Linked DNA regions of Mus musculus: region 2 is linked to region 1. The links are chromatin loops, found by intact Hi-C in ENCODE. Cell type or tissue: heart. All regions are shown on one strand. Links, peaks and the distances in the headings refer to the core of each region. The heading gives the core; the rest is flanking DNA.

Region 1 (6,816 bases), core at 1,017-6,016:
TCTATTTCTTGAGTGTGTGTGTGTGTGTGTGTGTGTGTGTGTGTCTGTCTGTCTGTCTGTCTGTCTGCATGTGTGTTTCACAGCCCTCCTGGAGTACAGTAATTGCTCTGACCACATATTAATAACTTCTCTTTACATAAATCTCCAAACGCATATAAAAGGACTAAAACTGAAGCTATTAAATGATCTGAATGAATTCTGCATGCAACTTTGCTTTGTATTACTATATAAATAAGATAACTATAAAAATAAGAAAATAGAGTTAATTACTCCTAAAAGAATGTTCTAGACTCCTTCACATTGTGCAGCCATAATGGGGACCATTTTCTTCTGTCACAGCTTTCTCCCATGATGCTTTTGCCTTGTCACGGACTTAAAAACAACAGACCAAGCTGAGCATGGACTGAACTCTCAAACCCGAGGCTCCCACCAGAGGCTCCTCGTTTGCTCTCTATTGCTGTGATAAATATCACGGCCAAGAGTAACCTGGGAGAGGAAAGGGTTAACCCAAGTTATAATCCACCAGGAAGGGAAATCCAGGCAGGACTCAGAGGTAATGGAGGAACGCAGTTTAGAAACTTGCTCCTGGTTGCTGAGCTTATTTATTTATTTTTATTCATCCCAGAACTATCAACCCAGGAGTGGTCTGGACTATTCCACATGGATCATTGGTGAAGAGAATGCTCCCCCACAGACTTGCTCACCGGCCAATCAGATGGAGGCATTTTTCTCTCTTCCCAGATTGCCCTAGCTGTGTCAAGCTAACGCAATACTGACCAGCACAGACTTCTTGCTCATGTTCAGGAAGCTAACGGAGCACTTCTCTTAGCTAAGTCAGCTGCTTATTCTCTGCGGTTGCTGCCTCACGGTCGGACGGACGGACGTGAAGTCTGATGACTCACGCCATGCCGCTTGACAATAGCCAATCCTGGGTGCTCTGTGACCGTGACACCCCCAGCTTTGGCACTACTCACTCGCTACTCTGAATTTGAGTCTTTCCATTTCTGACACCTACAAGCCTCCCCTTTCTTACATGGATTTGAGTATGAGGAGCGGAGGGGGCCAGTCTACATCCGGTCAGTTCATGGATCAAAACAAAAGCACGACTATAAAGGATCAGAGAATCAATATTATCTATATTATCCCTCAGCTTGCGGCTACTACACCTGGGTGGGGCTGGGGGCGGGGCAGCAACCTGAGAGACGGGGGGGCGGGGGGGGGGCGGGGGGGGGCACGTTCTGAATGAAGCAAGCTTTTGATTCCGCTGCCAGAATCCTGTCTGCTTCACCTGCAAAGATGAAACAGAATTTAGAAACTTGATTGTCTGTCTTGAAGACCAGAAAGTCTGACGCTCATAAGATTGAAGGCATAGGTGATTTAAGAAACATCCACAGCAGTGACTGGTCCAAGTTCTTTGAAAAGTGTCTCGGAGGCGTTCGCTTTCCTTTCAAGATTCGGAATGCGCAAGAAGCTGCTGATTGGTGGCTTGGTTTTACGCTTAGTCTTGGATAAAGAAACACTGTTGGAAAACAAACTTGGTAACAAGAACCACACATGGAAACTACCGCATCAATGCAGGATTAATCGGCTCCAAACACGCACAGATTCCCCTCTGCTAAAGCAGGAAATACTCTGGGTCCCACCAGCTGCATCCTCCTCGCTGGAGGCCAAAGATGCCAGAGATATTTAAGCCTAAGTGCTTTCGGTTCTGTCCTGGCCAGAGGCCACGGGTGCCAGGAAATAGAAGCAGTTTTGCCTTATCTCCCTTGGCCTAAAGGAACCCTTTTCCCAGAAACCAAATATGATGTCAGGGCTGAGACCAGGAATGGGAGCGGGCTTGATCGGCTCACCCCAGCTCCAGGCCTCCATCCAGTGAGGTCTCATTGGGAGACTCACTGGAATCCCACTTTCTGGGAACCCAGTGGCATGGGGACCCTGACTTTTTCCTTTTTGAGTTTTCTGCAATAGAACCGTTCTTACTAAAACTCACCCTCTGTGAGTCATGGAATTCATTCTTCCAGTTCGTGAGAAGAGAACCTGAAAGCCACTGGCTCCAACCGCTGTGGTTTTCTGAGTTATCTGAGACCCTAGTTCCCCAAGGTGAGCTCACAGAGCAGAAGAGAGGCCCTGCTCACAGACACCTCAAACTTTACATATTGTTAGAATCTGATAAGTCAAAAATTACTTAAACTGCAACTCAAGATGGACATTGGTCAACATGGATGTAAATAATTCCAGCGTTAGGGTTAATTTAATGGCTGTGGCTGGCCTCCTTCAGATTCAAACTCATCATGGCTGCTTGGGAATGCTTAAGACAACCCACAGTTCCTTTAGGAGACTGTAGTACAAGCCATAGCTGCTAAGGCAACTCATACAAAAGAGAGCATGCTGTTGCTTTAAACAAATTCCTAGTTTTGACATAAGAAATGCAGTTCTTGGCCAGGCGGCTCAAATTCTACATAGGGAAGAAGAGTTCAGCAAGCTAACAGACAAAACGAGTGAGGGCATAGTAGCTACTGGGCAAAGATTACTATTCAAGGACAGATTACAGACTGGGCAAAGCCGGAACACGCGAGCATCAGGATTGCAACTTCTTACCTGTTTAGCCCAACCCGGAACCTTGTGCGCTTCCTGTGTGAGCATTTGGAAACCAAGTGTCAGGTGTTTGCAAGTGGGATTCCAGAAAACTGATTGTGCTTCATAGCTTGGCCAACACTGTTTTTTCCATTAATAAAGTTTGGGAGAGCAAAAGAGAAGGAGAGGAAAAGGGGGAGGAGAAGGAGGAGGAGGAAGGAGAGCAGGTGGGAGGCAAAGGAGGAGGAGAGGGAGGAGGGGAGGAGTGAGAAGAATAGGAGGAGAAAGAGGAGAAAAAAGGGGGGAAGGGGAAGAGGAAGGAGAGAAAGAGAAAGGAGGGGGAGAGAAAAAGGAAGGAGGGGAGAAGGGAAAGAGGGAGAAGGTTGTTCTATGTAATTTGTGTAGTTCTGCATTACCCCTCTCCTTCAGGGGTTCTCTTTCTATAAGCAACTTGCCTATTTTTTTTTTTAATGTATCCCTTAGCGAGACCCAGCAGTGTTAGATTAAATGTTGCTTGCTGTTCTCTGTGTTGGTAACTTCCATTTCCAATAAATTCTCTCCCCCTCCTGCCTCTGTATTTCTGGTACTGGCTTTATTCTGTGGTAGAAATCGTGTTGGGGGCAGAGTGCAAACCCTTCCTTTGGTACATGAAAGGGCCGGCCATTTTCTACTCACTCTGAAGGGGAGCTGCATTCAAGCACGCATGCCCGGGCCTAAAATGTCAGTGCTTTGCCATGCAGATTTGTGCACACACGAAAAGGAATTCAGTTCACCTCAGGGTTGTAATTTAAATAATCGAACCACTTTTTTTTGCAGTTCATTGACTATAGTCCCCCCAAAGCCCTGTGAAGATGTTACACCCTATTTTAAGACATAATATAAGATATCTTAAAATAAAATCACACTTACAAACCACTTTGTAAGAATTGCACAATCAAAGCTTAAGGTATGCTGAAGTCACAGCTTTCTGAAAATCACTAATAATTCCCTTTTATCCTATGCAAAATGATAGTGATACCAGGATTTGTGAAACATGTATTCATGACACATGTACTTCTATATTGTGATGCTTATCTTGAGGTGTCTGGAAATATACAAAAATTGGACTATAAATTGGAGTGCTCTACCTTAGATCAATATTATGGCCATCTATCTATCCAGATATAAATAATACACGTCAAGTGTTTATTTGGGGGGGCCATAGGCCAGACATTTAAAAACTGCAGTTACATGACCAGTATATATAGAAGAATCTTGCTGGAATAAATACAATTACAGGGAAAGTCAGATAGTTCCCCATCCTGGCCAGCAGGTGGCACTAGAGCAGCTTCGATGTCAAACCAAACAAAGGGAGGAAATAAATGCCAATCAAATCCCAACTGCCTTTTGTTGAAAACCAGGCAACTCAACTGCTTGTTTATATTTGAATATGTCTTATTTGCCTTCCTAAGTCGATTGTTGCTTGAACTGATGGACACTTTAGGCTCAGCTAAACACTGATCGGAACCTTCCTGTGCTTTGGATTCCTTCCTAAGAACGAATATAAAAATAATTTGTACTTTATCGATGCCTACAGGCATGGAAATGCATCAGTACTGAACACAGTCAACAAATGTCAGTCATTTTAACTCTACACAATGACCACCAGGTGCACATAGCAGGAAATGAAGGGATGTGGATGCAGAAATGAATGGGATGCTTACGGACCTGGTTGGTGTTTATAATTCAGAGGTTACTATGTATCAAAACACCCACAAAACAGACAGATACAAAAACAACCCTTTACAGTGGCAATATGACTTTTTTTGTTTTTTTCTTAAATAGGTTCTCATGTTGCCCAGAACAGCCTCAAGCTCGCTTATTATGCTAAGGCTGCCGTCTTGATCATCCTGCCCGGCCTCCCAAGTGTGGGGACTGTAGCCATGCAGGCAGGCAGCTCTGGCAGTGCAGTGATTCTTAATAAGTATATAACCTCAAAAGATGGTTGAAATGGCAACCTGTTTCATTATCTTCTTTTTGCTAAGAAATGTCAGCCTCAGTGGTTTCAACCCTATTCATACACAGATACAAAAGACTTTCACAGCCCTTCTCTGGCTCTCTTGCTCTCTTCCCCTCTTACCCCTCTGTTTCTTCTCTCTCCACCCCTCCACCCCCACACATGCTCATGGCTGGCCTCTACTCCTCTGCTCTGTGTGTGTGTGTGTGTGTGTGTGTGTGTGTGCCTCTCTTTCTCTGCCTTTCTCTGTCTCTACTACCCCCTCAACTCCCCTCCCCATGCCCTAAATAAACTCTTTTCACTACTATAGTCCTGTGACTGGTCCCTCAGGGGGAAGGGATGCCTCAGCATGGGCCTCGCAGAAGCACACCCCCACACCATACTGTGCCTCCACCAAACATATCCCTGGTGTCTCTTTCTTTTTTATAAAACACAACGACAGTATCAAAACTACAGTTGCAAAATAGCACCAAATAATTTGTAGCAAACAATACATTTATGGCTGGGGGTCACCACAACATGAGGAACTGTATTAAAGGGTCCCAGCATTAGTGGTTGAGAACCGCTAATATTTAAGATGTTAGGGTGTGAGAAGTCAAGGGTTCACGAGTAGCTACATTGTCCCCTGCCAGAACTTTCAAACAAGCGCTCAAAACTATCCATATTGGACAAACTCCCCAAAACTCAATGGCCTGGGGGTGTAACTCAGTTGCTGGAGTGGTTGTATGCCTTGGATTCTATCTCTAGCACTTCATAAACCAGGCATGGTGGTGCATACCTGTAGTCCCAGCACTTGGGAGTTGGAGGCAGGGGTATCAGGAATTGAAGGAAACCCCTGGCTGCGTAGGGACCTAGAGGACAGCTTGGGATAGAAAGCCAATCTCAAAACAAAACAAAACAAAACAGACAAAAACTCCAACAACAGCAGACATATTCCAGCTGTTGTGAGGCATCAAGGAGACAGCGAATTCAAACGTGCCCGTTAACAGGTGGCAGCCATCTTGCCCTGATCGTTTTGTATGTTAGAGATTGAGAGCTAATACTCCATGGGTTGGATTTGGCTCAAAGATATATTTCTTTCAGTTTTGTTTAGAGGGGTTTCTATGACTACACCAGTTTGGGTGAATCACTAGAAGGAGCTGCAGGACTCTTCAGAGTATTCAGGACTCACTCTGTATGGTAGTACTCAGATGTCTATGTGGTAGTACTCAGGACTCAGTGTGGTGGTACTCAGGACTCAGTGTAGTAGTACTCATGGTTACATTTATGATTTTTATGGCTGAAAAAAAAATACACAGCAAAATCAGCAAAAGAAGAAGCATGCTGAATAAGTACAGAGAAAATCAGGTGCAGGTTCCCAAAGGTCCCCTCCCATGAGTCCCATGAGCCGGAGGTGCTCAATCGCCCCACTAACAAGTTGTGACAGTGCTAGTAAAAATTGACAAACCAGAAGCTCATTAGAGACTCCAGGTCCTGAATTTTATTGGAGACTAGTGATGCAGGCAGCATCTGCCAGACACACCTACAATACCCAAATTCTAGACTCCCTGTGGGGAGACAGTGATCAGCTCATATCAACATCTCGGCATGGCCCGTCACTCTTAGCAGGCTAAAGATGGTAGGAACCCTTCTGAAACCCACCCTCCCAGAGGCCCTTGGGGCAGGAGTAGGGGGTAGGGGATGGAGTGTGTGGGGTGAGTGGAGGCTGCTCTGTAAACACATCTTTCTCAGCAGAGTCACTTCAGTCTATAGTGTAAGCTCTTCTTTGTTTCGATATGCACGGGAGTTTTCCCCTTAAAGGTTTCATTTAAAGCCATTGAAGTTAACTCAGAGTTCTTGTCATTGAGTTCTGCTTGATAGCATTTAAAAATTAAGAAATTTCAGTCAGTAAGGACCTCTAACCTGTGGAAACTACGAGACCGCGGGGATATGGAATGCTATTTCCATATGGCAATAATTGATAACCAAATATAGATGAGGCTTGTGTGGCTTCAGATCCCACTAGTCTGTATTACTCCTGGTAACCCTTCGAATGGAGTGCCAGTTGCCTTTAACAGTATACACACTCATCTGGGCTGCCTGTGTCAAGAAGAGCCGGTGACAGGCAGGGGAAGGGAGCAGACTGGTGACATACTGCGGAGTCACAGTTAACGATTATGCAAAGAGATCACAGCTAATGAATTCCTGCTGCTCAGTTTCCCAGACATGCCAAGCAACACAGAACTCCCCATCCCAACAGCTATTTG
Region 2 (6,816 bases), core at 1,072-6,071, 180 kb after region 1:
AAGTTCAACCGTGCAAGCCCGCTGAGGTCACTGGCCTCCGAAGTAGCAAACCGGACTCATGTTGAAGCTCTCCCTAAAACTCCCTGGATTTCTTTTTTGTTTTGTTTTTTTTCTCACAAGGACTTTTAAAGTTTGAGCATTCAGATCACCGAGAGTTCTCCATCTCTGAGTCCCCATACTCCAAGCACAGGAATGGACTCCTGCCCACCCGGGGCTCCTCCATGCAGTGTGGCCGGTGCCCCCAAACTGTGATGTTTCAACAAGAAGCTCTTCCTAGTTCTCTCTGCTCACCGAAGTCTAATGTCACCATGGAAAGAAACCTCCCCTCGACTGAGTGACCCTGGCCTCTTCGCGTTAGCTAATGTGCATGCCGTCACCACAATGCCTTCAACGGGAGGACAGCAAAATTCTTGACATGGATGTGGGTGGTACCTGCCCGGTCACACTCTGTAATTAAACGCGGATATGCTGTAAGTTTGGTAATCTCTGGACCCAACCCATCCCAGAGCAATCAGCAATCTGTGAATGTGACCAGATACTTCAGAACTATTCACACAATTCAACATCCTCACCTTCTGCACATGGAGAACCTGGATTTAGATGCCAAGATTCCTGCGTATTTGGCAAATGATAAAGATAACATTTTATCTGCCAGTTTTCTTATTTTAAAAATGAAAGTGATGCTGATTTATATCATAAAGCTGTTCTGAGATTAAACAATATATGCAAACCACCCTTACAATAGTGTCTGTTACATAGCAGGTAGTCACAATGACAAATACTCCTGTAATATTTACCATATTCATTTACATTGTTTATTGATATAGTCTTCACAACTAAATGGTAAGTAGGCATTGCCATGATTCTCATTTTTTATGGCTGGAAAACCTGGTAAATATTAACTATGAAAACAAGAGACTTAGAACACCAATAGAGCTCACTGGCAGCCACAGAGATAGCAGTACTGTCACCTGTGGCTATGCCAAAGATTCGTAGCATTTGCTATACTAGATTCGATTCTCTCTCCATTCCTTTTGTGAAGCCACCAGGAAACCGTTCCTACAGTTAACTGTCAAGGCCCTTCGCCTTGCTGTATCCAAATCTGTCTGAACTTTTATTACTAGGCAAAAGCAATTAGTACTGTTGGCACAAGGAGCTCGTGAAAATGCAAGGACCTGGCTAAGTCTCTGCAAATGATTCACACACAGTACACTATGGCTCTCCCTCTACAGCCTACAACAATAAAATCTAACAGCCAGAAGCCGCGCCTTGCTTTCCCTAGAATGCAGAATGAGAAGCAGTCCTCTAGATCTTGATTTTCAATGCAAGAAATTCAACTCCTTCAAATCTCAGTCACACGTGCTGTCTCTTATATATTTAAAAACGTTTTGGACCAGGCACAGGTCTGTAATCCCAGCTTAGTTGGGAGACTCTGACAGGATGGTCTAAAGTTCAAGGCCAGCCTAGGAAACTGCAAAATTTTGTCTCAAAATGAAAAAAATTAAAAGGGTGGATTGTGGCTCCCTTCAGAGTCCTTGCTTAGTATTCACGAGGTCCTAGGTTCAAGCCCAGTACTATAAACAACACACAACAAGAAGCCACAGGTTTGGAGAAGAGGCCTGGGACATACAAACAGGATTCCTTCCCTAGGTGTTACCCAACCGACAGGACCCAGGAGCTGGCAAGCAAATTCCAGTCCAGGCAGTGATGGAGTCCTGAGGAAACCTCGGGAGGTCTGAGGATGGAGGGAAGGGCTGGGGGATGTTCAAGTGGAAGTCCCCTCTCTCTGGAGAGACTCCCACCAAGAACCATTTCACTCCAAGTTTCAGAAAGCGCAGGAAGTTATCTAAAACCACAAGCAACCCACCACATACATATCCCTAAGGTTGTACCTTGTACTTAGGCATTCCTTACACACACACCCTACCCAGACACACCCTTTCCCTCTCCCCCACCACCCCAGCAAGGATGCTATTAGACCTATTTCACAAGGCTGAGACCAGAGAGTGTTAACGTGTTAGGGGCACCAAACCAAGGGGTACTGACTTGGGAGTGACACTCTAGACTTGATTTCTGCCCTCCCATGTTACACCTCCTCTCCCTTAGAGGGTCCCCTATGTCCATCTCATTCATCCCTCTCATTTGTAACAGAAGGAAAATGGAAACCAAAGGCTTGAGCTCTCAAAGCTATGTATTGACAGAGTTATGCCTGGACCTAGTATCCTGTCCCCCTACTTGATACCAACATTTATGCTATCTTTTAATAAAGATACAATTTCCCTCAAGTCCAAGACTGTGCAACTTCACCAGGATGGCCCTCCAATCAGTACTGATTTTAGCATGCTCTTGAGCATATTCCATATCAGCCAAAAATTTTCAAACAAGATTGGGAGGAATCTGTTAACAATTTATGGTGTTAAAAAAAAAAAAAAAAAACACCACGTTGGCTGAAATCTGTTAATAAATATCTACTGCTCCCCACAACGGGGCCTTGTCTGTTCCCGCCTTCTTTATTCAGTTAACAAGCACCGAGGTGTGCTCCAACATATTCAAGATAACTAAGCAAACAGTGTTCCAGAGACTCATGGGATGTATACGTCTATGGCAACCTGGCTATAAAAAGTGGGGTCAAACAGCCTTGAGGAGTAATGAAGGAATTATCAGTAACAATTACAAGGCAATGGCAGAGAATAGGGTCCCAAATGTCACTTGTATGCAGTGTTGAGATTGTATGAGTCTCTCTTTTGAAATCTACCGTTTAAATCTTTCTTGAAGAATCTGGGTACAAGAATCACTTCCTTTTTGGATTCTTTGGTTTTATGTAAGTAGAGATTAAGCACGCATTGAAAAAGTCAATAATTTAACTATTTTCGCTGCCCAAGTTAAAAAATTACTACACCCAGCCCCCCCCCCGCCCCGAACTGAAAAGCATTTAATAAAGTAAAAATGTATGCGACTCAAACAAAACAGGTCAAACCAAATATTTACTCAAAAAGTAATCAGGTAAACAAATAAAGTTCAAAGTCCTGGCTTCCAAGGGGGCAGAAGTTTCAAGAGCTCTCCCCTCACCTCACCCCTTACCTCACGGATGCCTATAACTATTATCTAGCTCTGAACCCATACTGTGACTTTTAGGACCTGTTGCAGAATTTCAGAACCAAGCAATGCTGTATCCTTGTTTGTACTTTAAAGGTAGAAAGCACCAGGAAAAGCTAGGAATGTTCAACTAGAATTTCACTATGGTTCCTTCTGTGCCGGGTGGGCAGAGACCACCGAACAAAGGCGATGGCCAGGAGCTCCGTTTCGCCACAGGAGAACTGGAGCTCAGAGGGTATGGAGACGCCCACCACCCCAGAGTACCCACCCAATTCCCGAGAAGGTCGTCAGGGCTGGGCAGACACACCCTTGGGGCACTGGAGCCCCGAAGCCTCTAACCCCTCCTACCCGAAGGGGAGAATCAGCCCTGGGAGGGAGCCTGGGGCTACAAAAAGAGGCATTGGCGGCCACGAGAAACTCCCAGCTCGCCTCTCTCCCAGAGAACAGGATGGAAAATTAAAGGTCACAGGGGATGATTTACCTGCCCCAAGGACATGAGGTCCCAGGGCAGGGATGGTCTGGGGGCGACAGCAGGTGTGCTAGTGGACCCCGCATTGGGGCAGAAGTGAGAGGACGGGTGGAAGCATAGTCAGGAGCAGGGGTGGAGATGACAGGGACCGCGGGGCTGCAGGCTTCCTAGGACTCACCCGAGTGGGAGGAGGGAGCACGCGGCGGGCGGAGCTAACGAGGTCTGACCGAGGAAAGCCGCGGGCGGATCCGGAGACTGGCGGGAGCGCGTGTGCCCGCTTTTAAAGACTTATGTTGGGCGTGGCCTTGTTCGCCACGCCCATCATCGGTCATGCCCCTCGGGGTGTGCGATGGTCTCCGCCCGGCCCGCTGAGCTGGGCTCCCGCTGCGGGTTTCGAGCTCTGGCCCCGAGACAAAAGACCGGAATCCCGCCTCTTCCTGCGGCTTCCCGCGCGTCCGAGTCTCCCACCGTCTCCGGCTGCTCCTACCCGCCGGTCCCGGGACGTCCGGAGCACTCAGGATCGGCCCGGAGCCAGCGAGATCCGGTGTCGCCCCGTGGGATTCCCGCCACCCTTTACTGCACAAACGCCATATGTTAGCCTCCGGGGTGCAGGACTCCCCGGTGCAGGATAGTCTCTGGTCAGAATCCCGGCTTCTGGAATCCGCAGCTTTCCTGTCGCGAAAGAGCTGCATTCCTCATCTAGACTAAACAAATGACGTTATGAAAACACCTCATTCCCCAAGTGTTTTGCTTTCCCCCACCACTCTTTGCTGAGGGGGGAAGAAACCCACAACCCACGCAGAAACCCTGGCGCCAAAAGGCTTCGGGTTTCAGTTTGCAATTGTTTGCAGTTGTCCGAAAAGTCCAGGGATGTCTCGCCGGCGAAGACAGCAGAAAGGACCTAAAATCTGGGCTTGAGGTGACATATTATTGTTCTAGACAAAAAGCAAAATAATGTCATCTCTATCTGGTTTGTATTCTAGGACATTTGGTGATCCACTTCTCTGTCATCAGTAGTGGGTTGCCCTAAGAATTAGTATTTGAAGAGTGGTGACCTCCACGCCGCAATAGGCAGCGACCAAAACTACTCCCCTCTGTCACAAATCGATCACCCCTTTCATCCAGGCGCAACATCATGCTGTTAATAGCCTAGTTCTTTGGTGGGGGTTAGGATGACTTTAACTGATAGATGCCAGTACCCTCGCGTTGCGACAATAAAAAATTTCCCGCTTACGTTGCCAAAGGCCCTGTTAGGGGGGGTAGGAGGAGGCAGAGTTGAGGAAGGCCCCTCCGGTGACAAAGTACAGGCCTGGTTTATGCCTTTTTATGTCGTATGCTGGGCCCAATCCAAAATAAGCTCGTAATTGCAGCCAGATTCTCTGTCCACCAAGGACTGTTGAAAAACAGTGCAAGTAGTGATTGACATCTCCCCCAGATTGCGGCAGGAGTTTGAAAGCATGGGTGCCTGCTGTGAGCTTTTCTAAATACCAGCAATTCTTACATTCACGATTCCGATCTGTTTGCTTTACCTCCGCAGCTTGCTGCACTTCTTACGGGAGGGGCTTCTGGTTTGTTTTCACTGAAGGAAGCAGGGTAGTTCATGTTCCCTTTTTTTCAGCAAGCGATTGTCCTTTTTCTGCTACTCCTGAGGTCCACTAGAGTTTCTCTGAGGAAGGGGCCTAAGGACTGGACCTGTTGTTTTTCTGTCAAACTATCTGTCCCTACAGTCTAAGGTCAAAACTTATCATGTGTAGCAAAGCTATTTATGGAAGTTGTGGTGGGTTTGAACGAAGACGGCCCCATAGGCTCATAGGAAGCGGCACTATTTGAAGGTGTGGCCATTTTGAGTGGGCGTGGCCTCTTTAGAGGCAGTGTGTCATTGGGGGTGGGCTTTGAGGTTTCAGAAGCGTAAGGTCCAGTGTGTCTCTTTCTTCCTGCTGCCTGCCCACCAAGATGTAGAATTCTCAGCTGTCTCTCCAGCCTCACAGCCTGTGTGCTGCTATGTTCTCCGCCACGATGATAATGGACTAAACCTCTGAACTGTAAGCCAGCTCCAATGAACTATTTTTCTTTATAAGACTTGTGACAGGAGCTGGTGAGATAGCTCAGTGAGTAAGAGCACTGACTGCTCTTCTGAAGGTCCTGAGTTCAAATCCCAGCAACCACAATGTAGCTCACAACCATCTGTAATGAGACCTGACGCCCTCTTCTGGAGTGTCTGAAGACAGCTATAGTGTACTTACATATAATAAATAAATAAATCTTAAAAAAAAAAAAGACTTGTAACATCTTTTCACAAAAATAGAAACCCTAAGACAAAAGTAGTTCTGTTGTCTGTTCTCTGTATATATTTCAGTAAACCCGGGACTGGTGTACATTGATTTTTTTTAAATGTATTTGTATTTAACTATCAATATTTTAAAATATCATTTACTTATTTAAATGTTTAAAGTCGGAATTTCAGTTGTGAATGTGAATAAGTTCTTTTAGCTTTTAAAATAGAAATGGTAGTGAGAAAAGGTGTGACTTTTGGCTAGAACACGTGGTCTCAACACTCAGCTCCGCAGTGTGCCAGCTTGGTTCTGAAACAGCCTCGCAGGCAGTGATTCTCGACCTTCCTAACACTGCAACCCTTTAATGCAGTTCCTCATGTTGTGATGACCCCTTACCATGAAATCAGCCCCAGTGACATACTCCTTCCAACAAGGCCACACCTCCTAATCCTTCTCAAACAGTGCCATTCCTCGTGACTGGACACTCAAACATAGGAGCTCATGGAGGCCATTCTTATTCAAGCCATCACATCTATAAGATAACACTATGCAGCTTGTAAGAGAACAAATGATTTGCTGTATGCAAAATACCAAGCATAGCACCCGGCCCAAGCTAAATATTCCCTAGGTGATTGTTATATTAGGAATGGATATCATAAAACCCCGTTTTGCTTTTTAAAGAAAGAAGCAGAGGTCGTCTTCTGCTAACCAGTCAAGATACCTTCTTAAAGGTTTTGAAGTAGAGAGGTATTAAGTGTTCTCTAAAACAACTAGGAGAATTTAGTAGAAAGAGATTTGTGTGCCTGGAGAAGGGCTAGTTGGAAAAATTCAACTTTGTGGGCAAGACTAAGTCCTCCTTACGGCCACATAGTTCTTATCTGTTTGACCCCTTCAACCTTGAAGGCAAAATGGAAGGTTTTAAAAAAAAATGTCTAGAAGGAGTTTTCATTTTCCACACAGTGCCTGTGTATCAGATCC

What was found. Hi-C counts contacts between places; a loop is a spot of excess contacts. Peaks named below come from ENCODE experiments on the same cell type or tissue, not always from the same donor. Only the 100,000 strongest peaks of a DNase experiment are listed, where the experiment ranks them.
Region 2: it touches region 1 in a loop (5-fold over the local background); 1 of 42 quality-filtered maps calls a loop at or near these places.

Annotation. Positions count from the first base shown.
Region 1 is chr10:111,097,327-111,104,142 of GRCm38, reverse strand. No RefSeq gene overlaps it. Among named protein-coding and RNA genes, the nearest start is that of Gm29916, 17 kb to the right of the region's middle. In heart, for the core only: CTCF peaks have their summits at 3,663 and 3,879 (motif pointing right); DNase peaks (open chromatin) are centred at 1,692 and 3,882; H3K4me3 peaks cover 710 bases; H3K27ac peaks cover 1,924 bases.
Region 2 is chr10:110,917,182-110,923,997 of GRCm38, reverse strand. It overlaps Csrp2 (cysteine and glycine-rich protein 2), which reads right to left and starts at 3,822. Exons shown (of 6, transcript NM_007792.4): 1 at 3,744-3,822. In heart, for the core only: no CTCF peak of the experiment used is centred there; DNase peaks (open chromatin) are centred at 3,837 and 4,737; H3K4me3 peaks cover 4,551 bases; H3K27ac peaks cover 4,553 bases.